Linked DNA regions of Homo sapiens: all the other regions are linked to region 3. The links are chromatin loops, found by intact Hi-C in ENCODE. Cell type or tissue: B cell. All regions are shown on one strand.

Evidence for each region. Hi-C counts contacts between places; a loop is a spot of excess contacts. Peaks named below come from ENCODE experiments on the same cell type or tissue, not always from the same donor. Only the 100,000 strongest peaks of a DNase experiment are listed, where the experiment ranks them.
Region 1: a loop joins it to region 3, with 6 times the contacts of the local background. A loop is called at or near these places in 12 of 110 quality-filtered maps.
Region 2: a loop joins it to region 3, with 13 times the contacts of the local background. A loop is called at or near these places in 37 of 110 quality-filtered maps.
Region 4: it touches region 3 in a loop (3-fold over the local background); 7 of 110 quality-filtered maps call a loop at or near these places.
Region 5: it touches region 3 in a loop (4-fold over the local background); 8 of 110 quality-filtered maps call a loop at or near these places.

The regions. Positions count from the first base shown.
Region 1 is chr16:81,749,391-81,754,390 of GRCh38, reverse strand. All of the region lies in intron 2 of LOC105369213 (a long non-coding RNA gene), which reads right to left. It also overlaps a transcript of PLCG2 not described here. Among named protein-coding and RNA genes, the nearest start is that of PLCG2, 27 kb to the left of the region's middle. RefSeq lists enhancers at 1,109-1,716, 1,717-2,325. In B cell, no CTCF peak of the experiment used is centred here; a DNase peak (open chromatin) is centred at 1,950; H3K4me3 peaks cover 958 bases; H3K27ac peaks cover 2,395 bases.
Region 2 is chr16:81,364,457-81,369,456 of GRCh38, reverse strand. It overlaps GAN (gigaxonin), which reads right to left. Exons shown (of 11, transcript NM_022041.4): 8 at 4,347-4,483; 9 at 3,979-4,107. Among named protein-coding and RNA genes, the nearest start is that of MIR4720, 18 kb to the left of the region's middle. In B cell, CTCF peaks have their summits at 2,723 and 2,925 (motif pointing left); a DNase peak (open chromatin) is centred at 2,916.
Region 3 is chr16:81,871,807-81,876,806 of GRCh38, reverse strand. All of the region lies in intron 7 of PLCG2 (phospholipase C gamma 2), which reads right to left. Among named protein-coding and RNA genes, the nearest start is that of PLCG2, 95 kb to the right of the region's middle. In B cell, CTCF peaks have their summits at 2,543 and 2,742 (motif pointing right); a DNase peak (open chromatin) is centred at 2,766; H3K27ac peaks cover 1,965 bases.
Region 4 is chr16:81,821,378-81,826,377 of GRCh38, reverse strand. The region is part of intron 2 of PLCG2 (phospholipase C gamma 2); the gene reads right to left. Among named protein-coding and RNA genes, the nearest start is that of PLCG2, 45 kb to the right of the region's middle. RefSeq lists enhancers at 2,863-3,062, 3,173-3,342, 4,043-4,192, 4,203-4,392, 4,573-4,672. In B cell, no CTCF peak of the experiment used is centred here; DNase peaks (open chromatin) are centred at 3,047 and 4,757; H3K4me3 peaks cover 3,132 bases; H3K27ac peaks cover 5,000 bases.
Region 5 is chr16:81,620,688-81,625,687 of GRCh38, reverse strand. CMIP (c-Maf inducing protein) reads right to left here. Exons shown (of 21, transcript NM_198390.3): 3 at 4,762-4,812. Among named protein-coding and RNA genes, the nearest start is that of MIR6504, 12 kb to the right of the region's middle. RefSeq lists a silencer at 2,021-2,070 and an enhancer at 2,191-2,260. In B cell, a CTCF peak has its summit at 2,126 (motif pointing left); a DNase peak (open chromatin) is centred at 2,127.

The sequences.
Region 1 (5,000 bases), 120 kb after region 3:
TGGGGAGGGGTGGGGAGGAGGTGGGGAGGGGAGGGGAGGAGGTGGGGATGGGCGGGAAGGAGGTGACAGGGGAAGGAGGTGGGGGAGGCGAGGGAAGGAGGTGGGGAGGGGAGGGAATGAGATGGGGAGGGAAGGGAAGGAGGTGGGGATGGGTGGAGAAGGGCAGAGTTTCCCCAGGAAGCTTCTCCATCCCCTCTCAACTCAGGTGGAGGTGGAGACGGAGATGGAGATGGAGGCGGCAAACCTAGAAGTGGGTCCCTAGAACCTGTGTCACTGGGTCAACCCTGAGGGATAGTTACCAAGGAGCGAAGTCCTTTCAGGCCTGGCCTGGACTTTCCTCCTAGAATCTTCTCCCCGGGGGTGGGCCTGTGATGGCGGCCAGGCCAGGCAAGAGAAGACACAGGGCAGCGCCTCACACAGGCTCAGCCTCCACCCAAGGTGGGACCATCTAGCCCAACCATGGAGCCCTGGCTGTTGGCCCAGGGATGGGGGAGTCTCACCTCCGCAGCCACTTCCCACTCCCCAGGCCCTCTCCCAGCCCTCCAGCTGCTTCTCCTGGAGATAAAACGGCTGAGCTCCCTTCATATTTTCCCCATCCTACAGTCATGGCTGTGGCATCTGCATTAGTGGCTGTGGCATCTGTCACCTCCTGGTTCCCTCATCCCCTCCCAAAAGTCAGCACTGCTGGGTGCAGTGGCTCATGCCTGTAATCCCAGTACTTTGGGAGGCCAAGGCAGGGAGATCACTTGAGGCCAGGTCAGCCTGGCCAACATGGTGAAACCCTTCTCTACTGAAAATACAAAAATTAGCTGGGCGTGGTAATGTGCGCCTATAATCCCAGCTACTAATGAGGCTGATACAGGAGAATCGCTTGAACCTGGGAGGTGGAGGCATCAGTGAGCCAAGATACAACTACTGCACTCCAGCTTGGGCAACAGAGTGAGACTCCATCTCAAAAAAAAAAAAAATTAAATTAAATGGTCAAAATGGTAAATTTTATATTATACATATTTAACCAGAATACAAAAAAAAAAAAAAAAAAAAAAAACCTGCCAGGACTTTAACACAATGCTGAACTTGGCATAACCCACCAATGACCAATGTGGATGTTTTACCAAATTGGCTCAATGGGGCTGTGAGTGGGAAAACTAAAGCTCGTGCTGTGTGGACCTGAGCTTGGTTGCACCTGCCACAGGTGGGAAGCCAGGCTGAGGTGGCGGGGAGAGGCAGGGCCGAGGGGGTGTGGAAGGGTGCGAGGCCGGGAGCAGAGCTGAGCTGCCACTGGCCATCCTCAGCAGAAGCTGGTGGGGCACCCTGGACAGCTCAGACTGAGCCACAGGCACTAGCTAATAGTAGCTCATACCATTATTAAGCACTTGCTGTGTACCAGGAATTTCTACAGACCTTCGAAGTACCGTGGTTGGTCTCCACTACACAGATGAGGAAACTGAGGCCCAAAGGAGAAAAGCAGCCTGCCCAAAGCCCCGAGTTGACAGGTGGCAGTGCAAGGCCTGGAGCCACGTCTTTCATAGCTGTCCTCTCCCTGCTGGCAGCTCTGCCCCCAACAGCCACTCACCGGGGAGGTGCCCAGTGCTAGGCTGGAGCTTCCAGCACTGGCCCTCACTTCCCTGGGCACCCTGAGGGCCCTGGCCGTGCAAGGAGTGGGCCTCGTCTACAGTCACGTCCTTCATGGAAGTTGCTGGAAGCAGATGCAGCCCAGGCCAAGCCTCAGGGTCAGTGATTCTGTTCTGGCTGGGGAGGGGGAGCTAAGGGGACCACCTCTCCCAGCCCCTCCTTTGGGGGCTCACAGAGACCTCAGATGGAAGCTGAAGTGGACTCTTGCTCTCCTGCCCTCAGCCGAGGGGCTGAGCCACTCCGGGAGGGTTTTTGGAGGCCTGCTCCGCCCCCAGCTGCTATTAGTGCTGCCACGGCCAGCCGCCTCCACCCCAGGAAAAAGAGGAAGTGGTCAGAAGCCAGCAAGAGAGAGCCTTAAAAGAGGACGTGTCCCAACCCTCACAGTCCCCTCCCTGTCAGGCAGAGTGGAGGAGCTGGCCGGGTACTTCTCAGAGCTGGCCGGGTGCTTCTTGGAACCTTCCACCTGGGGAAGCTGGAACCTGCTTTCACCCCACAATGATATTCTAAAAACACCCTAGAATTGTGAGGGCCTCCAGGCTTCCAGCATCAGGGAACTCTGAGACGCAGTGTTGGGGAACAGTGGGAGCTCCCAGCTCAGCACCCAGCACTCAGCAGGCTCATAGTTCATACGTGATAGACGGGGCCTACATCACAGTGAAGAGTTGCAGGTTCAAATCCTAGCTCTTTTATATATATTATATACATATATTATATTTTTTTTATATTTATTTTTTGAGATAGACTCTTGCTTTGTTGGCCAGGCTGGAGTGCAGTGGCACAATCTCGGCTCACTGCAACCTCCGCCTCCCAGGCTCAAGCAAATCTCCCACCTCAGCCTCCCGAGTAGCTAAGATTACAGACGCCTGCCACCATATCCACCTAATGTTTATATTTTTAGTAGAGACAAGATTTCACCATGGTGGCCAGGCTGCTCTTGAACTCCTGACCTCAGGTGATCCACCCACCGTGACTTCCCAAAGGGCTAGGATTACAGCTGTGAGCCACTGCACCCGGACTCTTTTACATATTTATAGGGTAAAAAGTGACATTATGATCTATGAATACAACGTGGAATAATTAAAGCTAGTTAACATATCCATCACCTCAAACACTTAACTTTTTTGTGATGAGACTGTTTGAATTTACTCTCTTAGCAATTTTGAAATGTACCATACTCTATTATTAATGACATTTACCACGCCATACAATAGGTCTCAAAAAAAACCCATATTCCTCCTATCTGAGATTTTGTATGCTTTGACCACCATCTCCCCATTTCCCGTCCTCGAGCCTCTGTAACCACCATTCTACTCTCTGCTTCTATGAGTTTGACTGTTTTAGATTCCACATATAAGTGAGAACATGTGACACTTGTCTTTCTGGGCCTGGCTTATTTCACTTAGCATAATGTTCTCCATCTTTATCCATGTTGTCGCAAATGACAGAATTTCCCTGGCCATCAATCTCTAGTTCCAGGCTGGAGGCAGTGGCTCATGCCTGTAATCCCAGCACTATGGGAGGCTGAGGCAGGTGGATCACCTGAGGTCAGGAGTTTGAGACCAGCCTGGCCAACATAGTGAAACCCCATCTCTACTAAACATACTAAAATTAGCTGGGCATGGTGGAATGCACCTGTAATACCAGCTACTGAGGAGGCTGAGGCAGGAGAATCACTTAAACCCTGGAGGTGGAGGTTGTAGTGAGCCAAGATTGCACTACCGTACTCCAGTCTGGACAACAAGAGTGAAACTCTGTTTGAAAAAAAAAAAAAAAAAAAAAAAAAAGCTGGGTGCGGTGGCTCACGCCTGTAATCCCAGCACTTTGGGAGGCTGAGGTGGGTGGATCTTGAGGTCAGGAGATCGAGACCAACCTGGCTAACATGTTGAAACCCCATCTCTACTAAAAATACAAAAAATTAGCCAGGTGCAGGTGTGGTGGCAGGCGCCTGTAGTCCCAAGTACTCGGGAGGCTGAGGCAGGAGAATGGCATGAACCCGGGAGGCGGAGCTTGCAGTGAGCCGAGATCGCGCCACTGCACTCCAGCCTGGGCAAAAGAGGGAGACTCTATCTCAAAAAAAAAAAAAAAAAAAAAATCTCCAGTCCCCATTCTGCTTTTTAAATGCTGAATAGTAGTCCATTGTAAATATGTGGCACGTTTTCTTTATGCATTAATCTGTTGATGGACATTTAGGTTGATTCCATAACTCAGCTATTATGAATGATGCTGCAATGAACCTGACAGTGCAGACATCTTTCAACAAACTGATTTCAAATCTTTTGGGTAAATATCCAGAAGTGGGATTGCTGTGCTGGATTTTTTTTTTTTTTTTTTTTGAGACAGAGTCTCACTCTATCACCACCCAGGCTGGAGTGCAGTGGTGAGATCTCAGCTCACTGCAATCTTCCCCTCCCAGGTTCAAGGGATTCTTCTGTCTCAACCTCCTGAGTAGCTAGGATTACGGATGCCCGCCACCATGTCCAGCTAATTTTTGTTGTTGTTGTTGTATTTTTAGCAGAGATGGAATTTCACCATGTTGGCCAAGCTGGTCTTGAACTCCTGGCCTGAGGTGATCTGTCCGCCTTGTTCTCCCAAAGTGCTGGGATTACAGGCATGAGCCACCACACCCAGCCAAATTGCTGGATCTTATACATTGTTTTCTATGTTTGCTAAAACATAGATACCTCTATGTGTTTTTAACTTTTTTTTTTTCACAATGGGATCATATTATTCTACTGTTGTTTTTACTTAACGGTATATTGCAGATCTCTTTCTAGGTCAGCAAATCCAGCCAGCTTTCTTTTTCTCAACCATGGTACCTTGCATTCCGCCGCGTAGATGGATTACACTTAAGTGAAGCAGCTGTCCATTGAGGGACATCTCAGCTCTTTCTAGGTTTGTGTCTTTGCTTCATAAGCAATGCATCTTTGGACATGTATCCTTGAACAGTGGGGTGAGTATATCCACAGGGAAAGATAAATCATTTGCTGTGTAAATGCTGGACACATACCAAAACAATTTTGACAGAAACACCAAATTGCCCTCCAAATACTTCATTGCTTGAATTGGTAACACTCATCTATTTCTTTAAATTTATTTAATGAAGGCCAGGCACAGTGGCTCACGCCTGTCATTCCAGCAGTTTGGGAGGCCAAGGCGGATGGATCACTTGAGGTCAGGAGTTTGAGACAAGCCTGGCCAACATGGTAAAACCTCGTCTCTACTAAAAATACACATAATTAGCTGGGCTTGGTGGCAGGCGCCTGTAATCCCAGCTACTCAGGAGGCTGAGGCAGGAGAATTGCTTGAACCCAGGAGGCAGAGGTTGCCAGGAGCCAAGATCACACCACTGCACTCCGGCCTGGATG
Region 2 (5,000 bases), 510 kb after region 3:
GATTTTCCGAGATCCACTTTACTTTTCTACTTTTTCTAGGTGAATTAAGTGGGGATGTGATAGGCATCACCTCTCCTGCATTTTCTACTCTTTCATGGTGGCATGGTTTTTGCAGATTCACCCAGGATGCAGTATTGTTTCTGGTTTTCTATTTTGGTAGGGAAGCAGAGCTCCGGGGACTTCCACTTAGCCCTTGTTGTCATGGTGGCTCCCAATCCATGTGTCAGAGAACCAGCATGGTGATTTTGCCAGTTGTCAAGTATGTCTATTCTAGTTATATATTCAGGAATCAAAAGAGGAAACTGACAGATCTCAACTTCAAAGAACAGTTAATTTAACTTATATACTGTAAAAAATTAAAGTAGAGGGGCATCTAGGCTAAGCGAATGCACGGAGGCAGTAAAACACAAGAGGATTTAAAAAGTGAGCTGGAGTATACGATATGTGAAAGAAAGATACTAAAAAAGGGTGAAACTTTTTCTTAACCTCAAATCATGGAGAACCCTGAGTAGGTGGCTAAGAACTATTACCTTTGTTTAGTAAGCAGTGGGAAACAGTCAAGAATTCTGAGAAGGGCAATCAAAAACTCTGAGCAAAAAGGTATGTGCCACTATGCCTGGCTGATTTTTGTCAGGTTCATCTTTCAAAACCACAAATAAGTAACTGCACTGGCAAGGCTGGCCAGAGGCTAATGACACTACACAGATGCAGGAATAACTGTGAGGGTAGCAGCGGGGCAGGGAAGGTGGGAAATGTGAAAAATGCTACCAAGATTTAAAAAAGGACCAGACCTGGCAACTGATGAGTTGCAAAGTACAAGACAGAATTCAAGATGATTCCCTTTTCTGAGACAGGGTCTTGCTCTGGCACTCAGGATGGAGTGTAGTGGCACGATCATGGTCTACTGCAGCTTCCACCACTTCCCAGGCTCAAGTGATCCTTCTGCCTCAGCCTTCCAAGTAGCTGGGACCACAGGCGTGGACTACCATGTTCAGCTCATTTTTGAATTTTTTCAAAATTCATAGAGACAAGGTCTCACTATGTTACTCAGGGTTGTCTTGAACTCCTGGGCTCAAGGGATCCTACCACCTGGGTCTCCCAGAGTTCTGGGATTATAGGTGTCAGCCACTGTGCCAGCCAAGATGACCCTTTTTTGAACATGGATGACTGGGAGGATAGTAGTGTTACTAACAGAATATGGACACAAGGAACAGAAATAGAGAAACCGTCATTCTGGGTATATGAAGCTGTTGCTCTGGCTTGGTAATACTTTATGGCAATTTCTTTGCTTTCCTTTCAAGCAGTTTTGCTTTTATTCAGAAAAACAGAAAAGAATAAGATATGGCTTTTTTCCCAGAAAGTTTTAACCTAAAAATAGGGAACAAAGACAGGAAAGACAAGAGATTACTTAAAAACAATCGACATGGTCTCCAATCAAATATGGACTGCTCATCCGGCAACTACAGTTTCCACACTATGCCAATATAACACATTTGCGTCTGATCTTTTAAGAAATAAACTACTCCTACATGTTATTTTGTTCTATCGATAGTTATAGGAAAGCCTATATTTTTAAGTCAATCTAGCGTGGTAGTTGAAAAGGTGGACTCTGGGGCCAGAACGCCTGAGTTCAGATCCCACCTCAGCTTCTTGCTCCTTGTGTGTCTGTGGGCACACCGCTCACCCTTTCCTCATATGGAAAATAGGAATAGTAACAGTACCTACATGCGCTTCAGAGTGCTGTTTTGAAGATTAAATACATGGCATTTGGTGTTATATGTGTGTTTAATGTTATCTAAACATGTTAGAATCTTATATTGGTAAGATAAATTAACAGCTTTCTTCATTCTATTTACAAACATCAGAGAGCTTAGAAATAAGGAACTGAATATACATTAATTTTATTTGGAAGTGCTCTTATTTATTTAGAGACAGGGTCTCGCTTTGTTGCCCAGGCTGGAGTGCAGTGACACAATCTCGGCTCACTGCACACTCCACCTCCTGGGTTCAACCAATTCTCATGCCTCAGCCTTCTGAGCAGCCAGGACTACAGACACGTGCCACTATGCCTGGCTAATTTTTTTTTTTGTACTTTTAGTAGAGACAGGGTTTCACCATGTTGGCCGGGCTGGTTTTGAACTCCTGGCCTCAAGTGATCTGCCCGCGTCGGCCTCCCAAAGTGTTGGGATTATAGCCTGGAGCCAGTGCACCTGGCGAGAAGTGCTTTTAAACAGCAAAGAAGGAACCACAGTCTTACGTTTAATTATTATGAACTTAAAGCAAGTGATAGTTATATTAAAAGCTTATCCAGTACAAATATGTAACAACCTGATAGGCCAGGTGCGGTGGCTCATGCCTGTAATCCCAGCACTTTGAGAGGCTGAGGCGGGCGGATCATTAAGTCAGGAGTTCGAGACCAACCTGGAAAACATAGTGAAACCCTGCCTCTACTAAAAATACAAAAATTAGCCAGGCATGGTGGCATGCGCCTGTAGTCCCAGCTACTTGGGAGGCCGAGGTGGAAGAATCGCTTGAACCCGGGAGGCAGATGGTGCAGTAAGCCGAGATCACGCCACTGCACTCTAGCCCGGGCGACAGAGCGAGACTGTCTCCAAAAAAGAAAGAAAGAAAAAAAAAGACTTCATCCCTTGGGCAATCAGCCCTCCCAGTCATGTATCAAGGAAGGAAAAATGTAGAGAAGTCTGAAAATCTGCCCCTACCACAGCAAGTATTCTCTAAACTGCTCTCTAATAAATTTTCCTAAGATAGTCTATTCCTGTAATTGAAAAAAAAGGCTATGCAAATACCCTAAATTTAAAATACATGTTAGGCAGCATTTACATGCATTTGCAGCATCTTTGTAACTGCTCACTGCGTGCCCTCATCTAAAACAGCATGAAATTAAACATTATGTTATGGCACCCTCTTCTGGTAGCACGACTGAACTACTCTAATAAAATTACGTTTAGCACAGCAATTTCCCCTTAGGATTTAAACATATTACTGCAATAAGAATACTGCTCAGTGGTTACAACAATAAAATGTGTGAGGAAAGAGAGAAGACATCGAGAAGGATGTTATCTACCCTACAAGACATACGTGGCACTTGTCAGAGGTTTTAAGAATCTCAGAAATCAAGCCTCAGCCACTTAATCAACATTTTACTAAGCATCTGATACAGACAGGTAGGATGCTGGAAGCCAGGATACAGAGCTGACGAAGGTGGACCTTGCCCTGAAGTTGCTTGCAGTTAACAGCTACAACCCCAGAGACTTGTCTGGAGGGCATGGAATCATAGATGAAGGGATAAAAAATCAGACTAGGAGGCATGAGAAGGCTTTCTCTAGGTTTTGATAACTAAGCAGTTTTGAAAAAGGCCAAGCTAACTGGATGGACAGCGGGAAGGGAGCTTTTAGGCAAGTAGCAGCAATACGAACAGAGCTGAGACAACCACACATGTTTGCAGGGGAAAGTGGCTCGGTATAAAGTATCTGGGTCAGTAGCAGAAAAAGCAAAGGCCATATCACAAAAGGCTATATATGCTAAGTTAAGGAGTTTATTTATTTTTCTTTGGAGAACAGGGTCTTGTTATGTGGCCCAGGCAAATCTCTAACTCCTGGGCTCAAGCAATCTTCAGTTTCTACCTCCCTAAATGTTGAGACTACAGGTGTGAGCCACCATGCCCAACAAGTTAAGGAGTTTTAAACTTTTTCCTAAAAGCTATAGGGAGCCAATAAATGATTTTAAGCAACTAAGCGTCAAGATCTCATCTACATATTAGAGATATTTTCTATTTGCAGACATTTTAAGTTACTAGCACTTGTGAAGTCACTGAATAAATATCTAGTATGCATGAGACGTTATCTCCTAAATCCATAATTTAATAAAGTGACTGAAAACAAAACTAAACAAAGCTAAAATACGACTGAAAGCACAAAGAAAAAGTTGCAGTAGCTATGTGAAACCATTCTTAGTTACCTTTTAAACTCATCATGGTAGAACTCGGACTTGCAAGTTACCATCTCGCTACCCTGGGCGTCCTCACGACTTCGGACTCCCCCAAACACATACAGCTCCATAGCAACTCCACAGGCCACCGCTCCAAACCTGAAAGGCCACACACAGCGTTATCAGGCACAAGCTGTACAATGCGAGATCTCACTCCCGCGTTCCTCTTATGCTGGTTTAACTCTGCAGCATTACTACGTGGGCCTTCCTTTCTCAGGAAATGCCAAGTCAAAGAAAAGGTTACTCTGAAAGAAAAGAACAAAAGCCAGGCAGGGTAAGGGGCTCCAGACCCAGTGAACAGCAAGGGAATCTACAAAGTCCACCCCACAGCCACGTACCTCCTCTCTTTTAGTGGACATATGGCAGTCCACTGCTGGGTCCTGGGATCATAACACTCTACAGACTCAAAAAGCTTTCCGTAGGAGCCTCCACCCATGGCGTAGATTTTCTTTTTCATAGCTGCATAGCAGCCGATCTGAAAGCAGAGAACAATGGTGGGGGAGAGGCAACATTTCTCATTCAGGTCAGGTGAACAGATATTAAACTGTCTGGGCCATACTTAAAGAGATTTAGGAAGGGGTTTGATTTCTAACCGTAAAACGATGGTGCTTTTCAGTATTACAACACCGGACTTTAAAATGAGAAGAGCAAAGTAAGACACATATTCTTAATCTTCAGAAAAGGAGCTCTTACTCCAACTGATACTATTTCACTAACTGAAAGAAGTTCAAAAGCCTCATTTTTATTTATTTATTTATTAGAGACAGGGTCTCGTTCAGTTGCCTTGGCTGGAGTGCAGTGGTGCCATCATAGTTCACTGCAGCTTCAAACTCCTGGGCTCAACAGATCCTTCCGCCTCAGCCTCCTGGGTAGCTGGGACTACAGGTGCACAGCACTGTGCCCGGCTAACTTTATTTAAAACTTTTTTGTAGAGATGGGGGATCGCTTCAGCCTAAGAGTTCAAGACCAGCCGGGGCAACATAGTGAAACCC
Region 3 (5,000 bases):
GGTTATGTGGTCAGATTCTACCTAACCAAGGGACAGGGGTGGCACTGGGCCTTATGTCACTCTGGGCAACATCCCAGGACCTTCCCACCCCAGCAAAGGGCCAGTGAGGTCAGGAGAAACAGCTGTATTGTTAACCACTGTGCCTCTTGGGTCACGCACACATTTACTGGATGAGTGACTAAAATAATAGATAAACTAATTTCTTCTGGTAGCTAAAAGGCTACAGGGAAATGTCATCTCTGAGTCGGGCCCCAGGAGAAGTTACCAGCTGGACAAGAGAAGGGGCCATGCCAGAGGCGGGGGTCACAGAAGCAGGGGCCAGGGCACTAAGAAAGGGAGGGAAAGGAATGGAGTTTTCCCACGTGGCTGAAGGCACACGCCCTTTCACAACCGAAGCTGGTCTTACGCACTCAGTGGTACTTAGGCTGTAGAAACCATTTGGTTCTGGAAGGCCAAGGGTAAAATCTCATCAATAGAAAAGCTAGGCCAGGCACAGTGGCTCATGTCTATAATCCCAGCACTATGGGAGGCCAAGGCGGGTGGATCACTTGAGCCCAGGAGTTCAAGCCTAGCCTGGGTAACATGGTGAAACTGTCTCTACAAAAAATACAAAAATTAGCCTGCATGGTGGCACACGCCTGTGGTCCCAGGTACTCCGGAGGCTGAGGTGGGAGAATCATCTGAGCCAGGGAGTTCGAGGCTGCAGTGAGCCATGATTGTACCACTGCACCCCAGCCTCGGTGACAAAGTGAGACCCTGTCTCAAAAACAAAAAAAAAAAAAAAAAAAAAGAAAGAAAAAGAAAAGCTAACCAGAGATTCTATCTAACTTCTCCACTGTGGACTCTCCTCTTGCCAGCCACTGACAATAAGAATAAACTGCAAGATCTCTGAGCTCCTCCACAAACATCGTCACAGAACGCTCATCACTCACTTCCCCCATGCTCACACCCATGTAAAATCCGGCAGAATAATCCTTCAATGCCTTACTGGATCATAGGAACAACCAGAGATACGTTAGCAGCCTTCTCAATTTTCTTTTTGATTTTTTGCAAGTGCTTTCTATTTTTATGTAAGAATGCTGTAACCACAGGGGACTTCACAGGTTTGATCAGGAGGTAGCAGGGTAGCAGTCACGTAGCCAGGTATTAAATTACAGTATTGGCAGATGACCTGATACGCTGCTTGATGTCTGCTGCAAAGTGTGAGAAAAGGGACTTGGGTGAGGGCAGTGACAAGGTGATAATGGCTGAAGTCAGCTGATGATACATGGGGGTCTGTTACGCTATTCTCTCTACTTCTATATGCTTTACATTTTCTTTAATACAAAGGATTCAAAAATTAAGAAGTATTCCATGGCTATGCGTCAAAGTTGGGCAGAAAATCAAATCCTAGCTCTGCAGCTTACTACCCTGCAGTAAACAGGCCTTCAGCAAAGTAACCTCTCTGGACCTCAGTTTCTTAATCCCTAAAATGGCAATAACAACAGTAGCTCTTGCACAGGCCTCTAGGGGGGAATTAAATGTATACAAAACACATAGAGCAGGTTGGGCATGATGGCTCACACCTGTAATCCCAGCACCTTGGGAGGCCAAGGCGGGAGGATCACCTGAGGTCAGGAGTTCGAGACTAGCCTGGCCAACACGGTGAAACCCCGTTTCAATTAAAAATACAAAAATTAGCCAGGCGTGATGGTGCATGCCTGTAATCCCAGCTACTCAGAAGGCTGAGGCAGGAGAATCGCTTGAACCCGGAAGGAAGAGGTTGCAGTGAATCAAGATCGTGCCATTGCACTCCAGCCTGGGCAACAGAGAAAGACTCTGTCTCAAATAAAAAAAAAAAAAAAAAAAAAAAAAAAAACACATAGGATAGTGCCTAGCAAATAGTCCACCTGAGAAAATGTTGGCTATCATCTTTGTTAATGATACTGTTATTACAGCCTAGTTAGAGGTATATCCCCTCACCAGGGAGACACAAACGTGAGATTACATTTCTTATCCTCCTGCTGCTGCCAAACTTTTGGAAACTCTGAAGCTCGAGAGGTGGAACGTAGGCAGGTGGTTAGACACAAAGAGGAACTAGCAAGCTCACGATGGAAACCATTTGGCTGCTGATAAGCATGAACCCACTCCCTGGATTTAGTTCTGGGGATTATAAGTCACCATAAATAGCTCTGTCTCCTGCAGGAGCCTGAGAAATCCAGCTAGGCCCTCATTCCCCCCAAATCACAAAACAGGTACTTTTCTCTGCCCTGTGCTTCCAGCCAGGAACAGGAAGTAAACAATTTGCTAACAGGTTAGGGGATGGGCATTTACCTACACAACAGCAGTGAGGTTCTTAGAGCTGGCCAGAAGCCATCTACATAGCTTGGGACTTTGTTATTCAAATCTGTCACTAAATTAAATTTTTAAAATGCAGTGACCAAACTGGAGAGTTATACCCTCAAACAGTGGAGATGAGGGTTGCCAAAGCAAAACTTCTTTGGGGTCAGGTAAGCAACATAAATGAGCAGACAGAGCTGTATGGGGCTGGGTCAATACAGAGAAAGTGGACCGTTCCATGGCGAGATGTGACCCTATTTATAGCCAGATCTCGATTTTTTTCCTAAGGGAAGCCAAATATCTAGATTTTAATATATAATATAATCTCTCAAGTTTTAAATGTAGGCAATTAATTTTTAACATATTTAAACCATTAGATCAAGTACAACCAGGGGCAGGCTCAATGTGGCATTCTGGCCACCAGGGGTCAACCTTTGGTATCGGCAGAATCTTTGCCATACAAAGTTCCACACGGGGCAATCTAGGGCACCCCAGAGGGTTCTGACATTTTGTAAAACTCTGATTCCAATTTATGTTTCTCCCTCATAGACACAAACACACAGACTAGCCTTAATAAGAGCCATAATTAAAGTACAGGTTGAAATACCTCTCATGTGGAATGTTACCACAGTGGAAACCATCAATGAATGGGTTAATCTGGTAGCAGGTGAAACAGCTTTTGTGCAAATCTTCTTTTTTTAATTTTTAATATTATTTAATAATACAGACTAGGTCTCACTATGTTGCCCAGGCTAGTCTCAAACTCCTGAGCTCAAAGGATCCTCCTGCCTTGGCCTCCCAAAGTGGTGGGATTACAGGCGTGAGCTACTGCTCCCAGCCATGTGCAAATCTTATTTTCAAACTTTGCCTGACATCTGTCTGACAACACAGCATCTTGAAATTTCAAGGTAAACTATTATTAAAAAAAAAAAAACTGTTATTTGCAACTACTTATCTTGAGTAAATCGAGCTTTTCTCAATCCTGGTCAATTGCATAAGATGACAATCGTCACCATTCCAAATTTCATACGCACACTGTCATCATTATTCTATGACATGTTCTATGTTCAATGACACACGTCATTGTTCTCAAGGACTATTTTTAAAGTTACAGGTTTTAACCTTAAAAAGTATTCTGATAAGCTTTTATGAATCATGGTTTTTGTTGTGGTTGTTACAGTTTCCTGTCTAAAGGAGAGGGGATTAAAGAGTATTAAAAGTTTTATAACCATTGATCTCATTTAATACCTTCATTTTATAGAAAAGGCTAAGTGAGAGGACAGAGATGGCTTCCCCCAACATTACTTGGTCAGTTAGAGGTCAAGTGGGTCTAGAATCCAGTTCTCCCAACTCCCAAGCCTGCAATCTTTCTATTTCATTTGGCAAACAAATAACTAATTATTATATATGAGAAAAAATGAACACATTGCAATTCAATGATCCACTCTAAGAAATATGTTTTCCCCAAATCTGGGCAGATAGGAAATGGCCCTCCCATTTCTCTAACTCAGATACATCCAAAGTCCCACGGCCAGTGGTCACCCATCAGGTGGCCTCACTGTGTGGCCAGCCCACAGCTCTGCATGCAGAAAGCAATTAATGACTGTCTTCTAGGAACATTCATGCTCATCACTTAAAAATGCCTGTCTTCACAACTCCCAACCTCCCATTGCACAGAGGAGAAGACTGAGGCTAGGAGCAGTCAGTGGTTCATCCAAGATCATGCAGCTAACTGCAGAAACCACAGCCACCTGACTCCAAGTTCCAGGTACTCCCCAAGCCCTCACACCTTTCTCTGGGAACTCTTTTGCAGTCTGCAAAGCCCTTTCCTGACAGCAACAACAGCAGCCCCTACTTATTGAATGTGTGCCACCTACCAGGTACTGTGCTAGGTGCATCGCACAGAATAGTCTCAATTTTAAAACTTTATGCTCTATGGAACTTTTTATTGCAAAGGTAACATGTTACTTGGAACATATCACAGAAAATGAGCTGTGCAAAGAAAAGGTAACTATCCTTCCTGCCTATCTTCCCAACCCCTTCCAGCACACACACACAAAATCAACATTAAATGTGAGGTGCTTTCTTCCATACTCTCCCCTTGCTCATAAAAAGGAGCAAAAGGAGGATTATTGCATTCTCTGTTTTTGTGTTTGTTTTGAGATGGAGTCTCACTCTGTTGCCCAGGCTGGAGTGCAGTAGTGCAATCTCGGCTCACTGCAACCTCCGCCTCCCAGGTTCAAGTGATTCTCCTGCCTTACCCTCCCAAGTAGCTGGGATTACGGGTGCACACCACCATGCCTGGCTAATTTTTGTATTTTTAGTAGAGATGGGGTTTTGCCATGTTGACCAGGCTCATCTCAAACTCCTGACCTCAAATGATCCACCCGCCTGGGCTCCCAAAGTGCTGGGGTTACAGGCGTCAACCACTGCACCTGGCCTGTATTCTATGATTTTTAACAAAATAGCAGACCTGACTCCTGATGTAAATCTGCTGCTGGCTTTCATCACAAAATGTCACAAATATCATCTCAGATTAATGGAAAGAGAACTGACACATGCTTCTTAATCAGCTGCATAATGTCACATAATATGGATAGACCATAATTTACCCAGCAATTCCTCCATTGAGACATTCAGATGGTGCCCAGGTACTTTGCCAGCATAAGTAATGCTGCAAT
Region 4 (5,000 bases), 50 kb after region 3:
TACACTGACCTCCTACTGCACCTAGGTGAGGACACAGATCATACTTGATGCTTTTCTCGGTTCCCCCATCTCTGAGCCTAGGATCCTGGAGCCTTGCCGTGGCAGAGGGAAGCACATCTCCAAACAGTGATGAACCCCAAGAACCAGGAGGTGGACATGATGCCAGAAATGAAGGTGGCAAAGGGGCCGAGGAGGACTCTAGCTTTCTGGCATGGGGACCTGGCTGGATGGTGGTATCTCTTACCACAATGGGGAAAACTGGAGGAATAGGTTTTAAAGGCAGAGATCTCCGTTGTTTTGGTGACAAATTCCATTTTGGACACGTTGAGTTTGAAATATTTACTAGATACCCAGTGCGACCAGACAACATTTCCAGAGCTCGCTCCAAGTTCAAAGCTCCTTTCACTGACATCTGAGAAAATTTCTCTGGTCCAATGCCATCTGATTTCTATGTCTTCTTTCTCTACGATCCACCTAACACCCTATGTGACAATCTTAGCCTTGTCATCTTGTCTCTGTCTTCCTAAGACTTGAACCCCTGAAGGACAAGACCTTGCTTTGGTCAATCTGGTGACAAGCAGAGTCTCCAGCATGTGGAGGGGCTCAGTAAATATTTACCGAATGGGTCAAGGAAAGGGATCTCAGGAGATGGTTACGTGGGAGTGTGTTTCCTATTAGATGAGTGCAAAAGTTGTCACAATTTTTGCCATTAAAGTTACAATTAAACTGCAATTACATTTGCACCAACCTACTATTACTGCTCTAAAAGATTAGAGCATCTCGGGCTGGGCGCGGTGGCTCACGCCTATAATCCCAGCACTTTGGGAGACCGAGGCAGGTGGAACACCTGAGGTCAGGAGTTGGAGACCAGCCTGGCCAACATGGTGAAACCCTGTCTCTACTAAAAATACAAAAAACTAGCCAGGTGTGCTGGCGCATGCCATGCCTGTAGTCCCAGCTACTTGGGAAGCTGAAGCAAGAGAATGGCTTGAATCCAGGAGACAGAGGTTGCAGTGAGCTGTGATCATGCCATTGCACTCCAGCCTGGGTGACAGAGTGAGACTCTGTCTCAAAAAAAAAAAAAAAAAAAAAAATTAGAGCATCTCTTCAGATCTAATTTAAAAGATTAGAGCAGTAATAGGAAAAAAACACACTCCCAAATAAGCATCACTGAGGCCAGGATGGCCCCACAAACCTAGTGGCTTACAACAACACAAATTTACCATCTTGCAATTATGCAGGTCTGATTTCCAAAACGGGTCTCGCTGGGCTAAGACCAAGGAGTCAGCAGGGCTGTGTTCCTTCTGGAGGCTCCAAGGGGGAATCCACCCATTGCCTTTCCCAGCTCTAGAGGCCACCTGCATTTCTTGGCTTGTGGCCCCTTCCTCCACCTTCAAAGCCAGAATCCTGCTCTCTCTCCCTGACTGTGACCTCCTACCTTCCTCTTTTAAAGATCCTTGTAATTACATTGGGCCTACCTGGGTCATGCAGGAGAATCTCCCCATCTCAAGATCTTTCCCTTAATCACACATGCAAAAATCTCCTTTGCCACATAATGTAACATATCCACAGGTTCCAAAGATTAGGACATGGACACCTTTGGGGGTATGTGCAGGGAGTCACCATCCAATGAAAGGTGACATCATGGGGAAGGACAAAAAGGCCAGAGGTCACATGGCAGCTACGAGAGGATCCCAGCCATCCTGGCCTCAGTGTTGCCCTTTAATTATAACCGCTGAATCTGAATGCCCAGTCTCTCCCACACCCCGTTATCTCACCAGTGTGGCACACGAGGAACATGGTGAGAAGGCCTGAGGGAGATCCAAACATGATCCCAACGAAAAGTGCCAGCCACACCTGGCTCCACAAAAGCTGGAGGTGCTTTCCAGCAGTCACAACCCCAGAGGCTGTTTGCTGACAAATCACAAGAAAATAAGTGGCTGGGGCCATGTGCAGTGGCTCACGCTTGTAATCCCAGCACTTTGGGAGGTTGAGGTGGGTGGATTACTTAAGATCAGGAGTTCAAGACCAGCCTGGCCAACGTGGTGAAACCTTGTCTCTACTAAAAATACACAAATTAGCCAGGTGTGGTGACGCATGCCTATAATCCTAGTTACTTGGGAGGCTGAGGGAGGAGAATTGCTTGAAGCCGGGAGGTGGAGGTTGCGGTGAGCTGAGATCACGCCATTGCACTCCAGCCTGGGTGACAAGAGTGAAACTCCATGAAAGAAAGAAAGAGAGAAAGAGAGGGAGGGAGGGAGGGAAGGAGGGAAAGAAAGGAAAGGACAGGACAGGACAGGACAGGACAGGACAGGACAGGACAGGACAGGAAAGGAAAGGAAAGGAAAGGAAAGGAAAGGAAAGGAAAGGAAAAAGAAAAAGAAACAGAAAAAGAAGGAAAAGAAGGAAGGAAGGAAAGGGAAAGGGAAAGGAGGAAGGGAGGAAGGAAGGAAGAAAGGATGGAAGGAAAGGAAGGAAGGGAGGAAAGAAAAGAAGGAAGAAAAAAGAAAAGAAAAGAAGGAAGGAAAAAAAAGAAAAGAAAAGAATTGTCTGGGTGCAGTGGTTCATGCCTGGAATCCCAGCACTTTGGGACACCGAGGTCAGGGGATTGCTTGAGGCCAGGAATTCAAGGCCAGCCTGGGCAACATAGAGAGACCCTGTCTCTACAGGGAAAAAAAAAAAAAATTAGCTGGGCATGGTGGTGCACATCTGTAGTCTCAGCTACTTGAGAGACTGAGGCGGGAAGATCGCTTGAGCCCAGGAGTTTGAGGCTACAGTGAGCTATGATCACACTACTGCCCTCCAGCCTGGGCGACAGAGCCAGATCCTGTCTCTTAAAAGTAAATAAACAAGAAAACAGTCATCTTAAAGCCTTCAACACAAATCCAAGCTAGACAGGAAGGGGCTCACTTCAGAGATCAGACAGTGCAGCCCCTACCCCCACTCAATCTTCACCTGGACTCTCATGGGGCGAGGGGTGGGGAGCAGCATTTCAGGGACTGGCCAGACAGGAAGCCTGGCCTCTGCGAGCAAGCAGCTCACTTCTGCGTTTCTGTCGAGAGAGGAAGCCTCTCTGCTGCAGCTGCCCCGGCCACAGGGGCTCACCAGAGGCCTGACTGCAGAGATCCAGTCTCGAGGTAAAGCCCCGGGGAAGCCAGACCTCCCCTAGGCTGAACTGAAAACAATCCATCCAGATCAGAAGGGAAGAAACATAAAAATGACCATAAGGCGCCATCATCCAAGAGGCCACTTTCCTGTGAAACCACAGCCAACATAGGCCTCGCCTGCTTTATAAGTGCCCTACGGCTGCTGCACCAATTACTGCAAACTCAGTGGCTTAAAGCAACACACATTTATCAGCTTTCAGCTCCTAGGTCAAAACCAGTCTCACTGGGCTAAAACCAAGGTGTCGGCAGCACTGGCTCCTTCTGGAGGCTCCGAGGGAAAACCTGCTTCCTGGCCATTTTCACCTTGCAGTGGCCGCCTGCAATCGTGGCCGTGTGGCCTCTTCCTCTGCCTTTGAAGCACATCATTCCAACCTCTGTTGCCATCATCTTGCCATTGTCTTCTACTCACTCTGATCTCCTGCCTTTTTCTTTTTTTTTTTTTTTTTTTTGAGATGGAGTCTCGCTCTTGTCTCCCAGGCTGGAGTGCAGCGGCATGAACTCGGTTCACTCACTACAACCTTCACCTCCCGGGTTCAAGCGATTCTCCTGCCTCAGCCTTCTGAGTAGCTGGGATTACAGGTACACGCCACCATGCCCAGTTAATTTTTGCACTTTTAGTGGAGACGGGGTTTCGCCATATTGGCCAGGCTGGTCTCGAACTGCTGACCTCAGGTGATCCACCCGCCTCGGCCTCCCAAAGTGCTGGGATTACAGGCATGAGCCACTGCCCCCAGCCCCGCCTTTTTCTTAAAAGGACCCTGTGAACACACTGGATCCACCTGGGTAACCCAGAATACTCTCCCATCTCAACCTTCTTCACTTAATTTCATCTGCAAGGTCCTCTTTACCAAGTAACATGACATACCCACAGGTTCCGGGGAGCAGGACATGGACATCTCTGGGGGCCATCAATCATGCTTACCACCTATGCCGACCCTTCAACACCCTGTCCACTGATCTGCAGAGGAGGAGAGTATTATTTCAAAGACAGTTTTGGAACATCTTCCCAGGAAAGCCAAATCTCAATCCCCCACACCCCACCACAATTGACAAAGCTAAGAGAAATTGATAACAAGCTCTAGGGCAAGCACAGAGGATAAAATTGAAAAAGGAAGAAAAAAAAGACACTCCCTATTTGCAGCATCTCTGCAGCGTAAGGGTGCTTTGCATACACACTGGAGAGTCTAGTCTCATCTTCCCTAGTTAACACAGGAAAAGAGAAGGCTCAGCGAAGTTAAGGAATTTGCCCAAAATCACACAGCCTGCAAATGGTGGATCTGGGATGGAACCCCAGGCCTGTCTGGCTCTCTCTTTGTGCTGCTCTGGAAAAAAAAAAAAACATCTTGGATCTGTCTGAGATTATTTGAGAGGGGAGGGGTCCCCAAAAGTTGTTTGCAGTAAAACCTTTTCTTTTGGGTAGGAAGTTATGCAAAGCATTTGCCACTGCCCCCAGTTGCTTGGCAAGTTAGCGGAGAAAGATCTATTTTGGGGCTCTGCGCTCCACTGATCTGTTCACCACCCGCTGCTTATACATTTTTTTCTACAGAGGCCACTTCCTGAGGCTTAAATGGGTTGGTCAGCCCAGCAAGACCAAGCCTGGCTCAGAGCAGCACACAAGGCAACAAGTAGGGCCAGCACTGAGCAGCCAGGAGCCCCCAGGACCCACCTCAAAAGGAAAACCACCCATCTTAGAAGAGGCAACGGCTGCCTGTCAGCCGATCACCAAGACACACAGCATTCGAGCCCTCGAGGAAGGCAACAGCCACCGAGGCTGCCCAACTACACATGTACATTTGTATTATTTCATTCATTCACTCATATTATTCAAGAGCC
Region 5 (5,000 bases), 250 kb after region 3:
GGGCCTGTTCACATGGACAGACTTGTCCCTCACAGCTGTGCATACCTGGGTCTCTCACCTTGAAACCCTGGACACAGAAACAGGCCAATCTTCTCAATGCTTTGTAAACACACACGGTCCCCTCACAGCCTGAACACGCTCTTGGCCTTGCCCCACAGACTGGGCCTTCATGGCCTCGTGTGCACACAGGCCTGTGCCCTCACAGCCTCATGTGCAGACAGGCCTGTCACCACAGGGCTTGGCCTCTGAGGGCCAGGGCATGAGCCAGGAGGTACATCTGAGTCAGAAATGAAGCCTCATTAACCCAGAATAACTATTTAATGCTTCCACACCCCTGGGAATTAGCCTCAAGGGCTGAACCACCCAAACCAAACAGGGCTGGCCTCCCCAGGGGCCCTCAGGACTGCAGCTTCTGCTCTAGCGAATGCTGGGAGGTGGAGCAGCCATGGGCTGGGAGATCCTGGCCCTCCTCCTGCAGGCTCCAGGCCTCCTCAGATCTCCCAGACCAACATGGCAGAGGCCAGGCCGGGAGGGCTGGGAGGAAGAGCAGAGCTGCTCAGAGAAAGAGGCAAAGATGTTCAGGGTCTAATCCCGCTTGCCTTCTTGGTGGCCTTGGAACCTTGTGCGACTGACTTATCCTCTCTACACTCAGGTTTCCCCATCTGCAAATGTTGATAAGAACAGAACCTATTCAGTGAGAGGAAGTAATTCACAAAATGCAGTGTCCATTGCCGAGCAAACTCCTCCAACATGGGAGCTACAACCGTGTGTGAACAGCTCAAAGTTCTGAGCTGATGCCACAAAAACAACACTGTTACCCAGACGGAAAAGCGTGACCAAGATGACCTGGATATTTGCCTTCTTCCACAAAACAATTTGAGGTCAATTCCATAGCAGCGGTTGTCAATCGACCCTGTTATCATGACTGTCCCCATAAGGAACCCTAGTGTCTCCCTCATCTGTCCTCCCTTTGGAAGAAATACTCAAGAATAAGATTTCATTGAATAGGGTCGAGCTTTGGAGGGCCACAGACTATTGTAATCATTAAGATTTGTTTAAGTGTCAAGGAACCAATTTTGGTCCCATTAGGGGTGATGCTGCCCCTGTTGGGAATGGCCTAGAGATGCAAGTCCAACTTGATCAAAACTAAGCAATGGGGACACAGTATTTAGGAGGTGGCATTTTTTTTTTTTTTTTTTGAGACGGAGTCTCGCACTTTCGCCCAGGCTGGAAGTGGCATTCTTTACATACAGGAGAACGTATTCTGACAGTATGTGCACCGCAGCCACAGGAGACAAATGTATATTGGTGTAGGAGAGAAAATGACAAAAACAAGATAGCATTAGGAGATATACCTAACGTTAAATGACAAGTTAATGGGTGCAGCACACCAACATGGCACATATATACATATGTAACAAACCTGCACGTTGTGCACACGTACCCTAAAACTTAAAGTATAATAATAAAAACAAAAGAGAGTTAAAAAATTCAAGCTGAGGTGGTGGAATTTCTAAAGGTCCTCAATTTTGATGTTCCACTGATTTTTTTTTTTTTTCAGTTAAAGACAGAGAAAAGAGAAAAGAAACAAGGAAGGAAAAGAAAAAGAAAAACCTCAAATAGGTGGTTGTAAATAAAGAGGGGAGAGAGAGTGGCTGTATCAGCAGAAGCAGAGGGGTTATGTCCTGGGAGGGCTGTGGAGTCCCAATCTCAGAGAAAAGCACGGTGTGATCAAGGAGGAGGTAGGACAGCCCCACAGATCTGGATTGAAATCTGCTGGGCAACTGTAGGCAAGTCACTTGATCTCTCTGAGCCTTGGTTCTATTACCTGCTTAACGACAATGAACCAGAAATGACCTAGCCAGCCCTGGCATCTCACATGTACTCAGTAACTGCATCTGTATTAGGTGAACACTTTCTGGAATCTGCCCACAGAACCAGGATCCAAATTCACGTTTCCCAGCTAATTTGGCTAGCTGGCGGTACCTCCAAAACACCTTACGTTTCTTTGCCATTTTAAAAGGAAGGAGAGCATGCCTTCTCAAATATCACCAAAACTGGGTACAAAGAGCCACAGGAATTGAGATCAAGTTGCCAACACTGAAATATCACTGCCACCTGGTGGCAGCATACCTAAATTATTGGGGGGCAATTGTCCAAGGAGAAACACTGTGTCTGAAGCATGCTGTAGACACAGCCAAAGCTTACACCCTGAGAGCAAAGACTACCATTGATCACCTGGCAAGTGGGCCAGCACACACCCAGGCATCTGCCAGTTCCTTGACATCCTGATTTAGGTTTTCTGAAAATTTTTTAAACTGCTTGATTAAATTTAGCAACCATAAATAAACCGGATGCCACCATAATTGAATGCAAACATCCAGGTCTTCATGAGAGCTGCTAGAAACACAGTGATCCCAGTTCTGGACTTGCTCAATCAACTGTCTGAATCCCACATGCAAACCTTAACATTTTTGGGGTGGGGCATGGGGGTCTCACTCTATCACTCAGGTTGGAGTGCAGTGGACCAATCTTGGCTCACTACAACCTCCATCTCCTGGGCTCAAGTGATCCTCCCACCTCAGCCTCCCAAGTAGCTGGGACCACATGGGCGCACCACTACGCCCGGCTAATTTTTTGTATTTTTGGTACAGATGGCATTTTGCCATGCTGCCCAGGCTGGTCTTGAACTCCTGAGTTAGACTACCCGCCTGCTTTGGCCTCCCAAAGTGTTGGGATTACAGGCATGAGCCACCACACCTGGCCAATCCTTGACATTTGAATGTTTCAAGGCCGAGCTTTTAAATCATCTTTCTAGCCAAAGCCTCCTGAAGTCCATTTCTATGCCCATCATGTTGGTTGCCCCTTGCAGCTGTGCAATACTCACAGATTTCACAAATGCTGCCTTCCAGGTGCACGTGTAAGTCACTGTTGAAAATGTGGACCAGGGAAAGGCAGAAAACAGAGCCTTGTGGGATACCGCACCTGACAGCCTTCATTGATACTCATCTTGGCCTCCTTTTAAATAAGGCATTTTTCCCCCAACCTGTCGGGTAGGCAGTGTGTCTCCAAGTACATTCTGCCGTGTCCTGAGCTAAGAGAAAATGCAAGGCTGTCACTTTCTGAGGCCCCACAAGTAAAACACCATGGGGAAGGGAAGAGGTGGTACCCCCGTGACCAACACCGCTCAGTCCTCCCTCTCAACTGCTTTGGCATCTGACCCCCAGACGGTCCCCAGTAGGTGCTGACGAATGTCCCGCCTGTCTTCAGACACACTCGTACCCGGGCACAAAGAGAGACCCAGGCATCAGAGATGTTCTCCCAGTGGATACAGAGCTCTCAGTAGCACCTGCTGATCACACGAGCAGGTGTGCACCACCTTACCTGCTTGGCTGACATCTATGCCTTCCCACTCTACTACATTCAGAAATTTCCAGTACATACAGGTACTGGAAAGGTCGAGCTGAGCCCTGCCTCAGCCCCTTCCTAACGATGGGAGCTTGGACTCCAGTCTGAGCCTCATCTTTCCCGTATGGAAAATGGCAACAACGATAATCATCAACCTTATGCGGTTGTGGTGAGGGTGAAATGGACATGATGAGACTAGCAGAGCTCCTGGCACACAGTAGGAGCTCAAAACACGCCAGTCCTGGCACACAGTAGAAGCTCAGTAAACACTAGTTCTCTTCCCCTTTGCAACCCAACGTGGAGACTCAGCTCAGCTTCTGAGACTTGGCCCCACAGCACAAAGCAAGAGGACCAGTAGCTGACAGAGGAAAGGAGGGGAGTGGCCCTCTCTGGGACCAGGAAAGTAATTATCTGGGGTTGCCTTTCTGCCCCCAACCCTGGCCGTTGGGGGAGCCCCTCTGGAGCCATGAGAGGAATCCTGAGTGTTCCCTGGGTCCTCCCAACACGTGACATGGCACCCAGCTCTGCATGGGGCCAGCTGTTCATCCCCTGTGGCTCCCCAGCTTACTGTAAGGATGACAGCTTATGACACACTGGTCATTCCAGCCATACCCGCTGTGGGGCCAGGGGCCTGTCAAAGCTTGTTCTAAACCAGAAGATCAGAAGACAAGGAGAGACAGGGAGGCAGGGCAGGAATGAGAAGCTGACTGTACGTGCTTCACGCCCTGGTCCTGACGTCAAGGTTTCCATCGCCTGAGCCATGGGGCACAACTCAGGCTCCTCGGGTGGCTGGGGGACCCCTCTTAGAAGATCTGCCCCTGGGTCTCCAAGAAGATGAAGTTCCCTTTATGTGCCAGAAAGCTCTGAACCATCCTATGTAGAGCCAGAATCAGAAAATTAGGCCACAGAATCCGACAACTGAAAATCAGTGAAGACTACAGAAATAGGGCTCAGGATTTTGAATCTCTGTTAAGTTTACACTTGGCACAGCCTTTGGAAGTTACTTTCAACTAAGCATCTTGAGCCCCTGAAGTCCAGCCTCCCCGGCTGGACTCCCCTCAGGGTCGCCCTCACTCTGAGAGCAAGCAGTTCTATGATCCTTTTGAAGCAGGAAAACAGCTATAGGGTTTGAGAACACCAGGGCGAGAATGCTATTTCAGCACTGCAGGGGACAGGAATTGAACAGCAGAGGACGAAGGGCCAGGGGCTCTTAGGTAGGGGAACAAAGTTCCTCAGCTGAGCCATCTGGAAGGCATGAGTTCTCCACTTTCATGCCTCTGGGTGACAGATTGGCTTTAAGCCATCGCACCACTGCCTGAGTCGCTTTAAACAAGCAACCGAGTCAGTACTTACCTTCCATTGCAGAGAATGGAACCACTGGTCTCGCAGGTAGCTATTGGCAGCCTGTAACGACAAGAACAGGACAGCAAGGTCCGGTCATCAGCTTGCGGCATCTCAGGGCATTTCAAGGCCAGCATGTGAGCCCCCAAGCCTGCTCTGTAGACAGCGTCTGCCCTGTGACCCTAACAAGCCTGCTGAAAGATATGCTAAGCTGAGCCTGTTGTGTGCAAAACCAAAACAGAAGGGCTGGT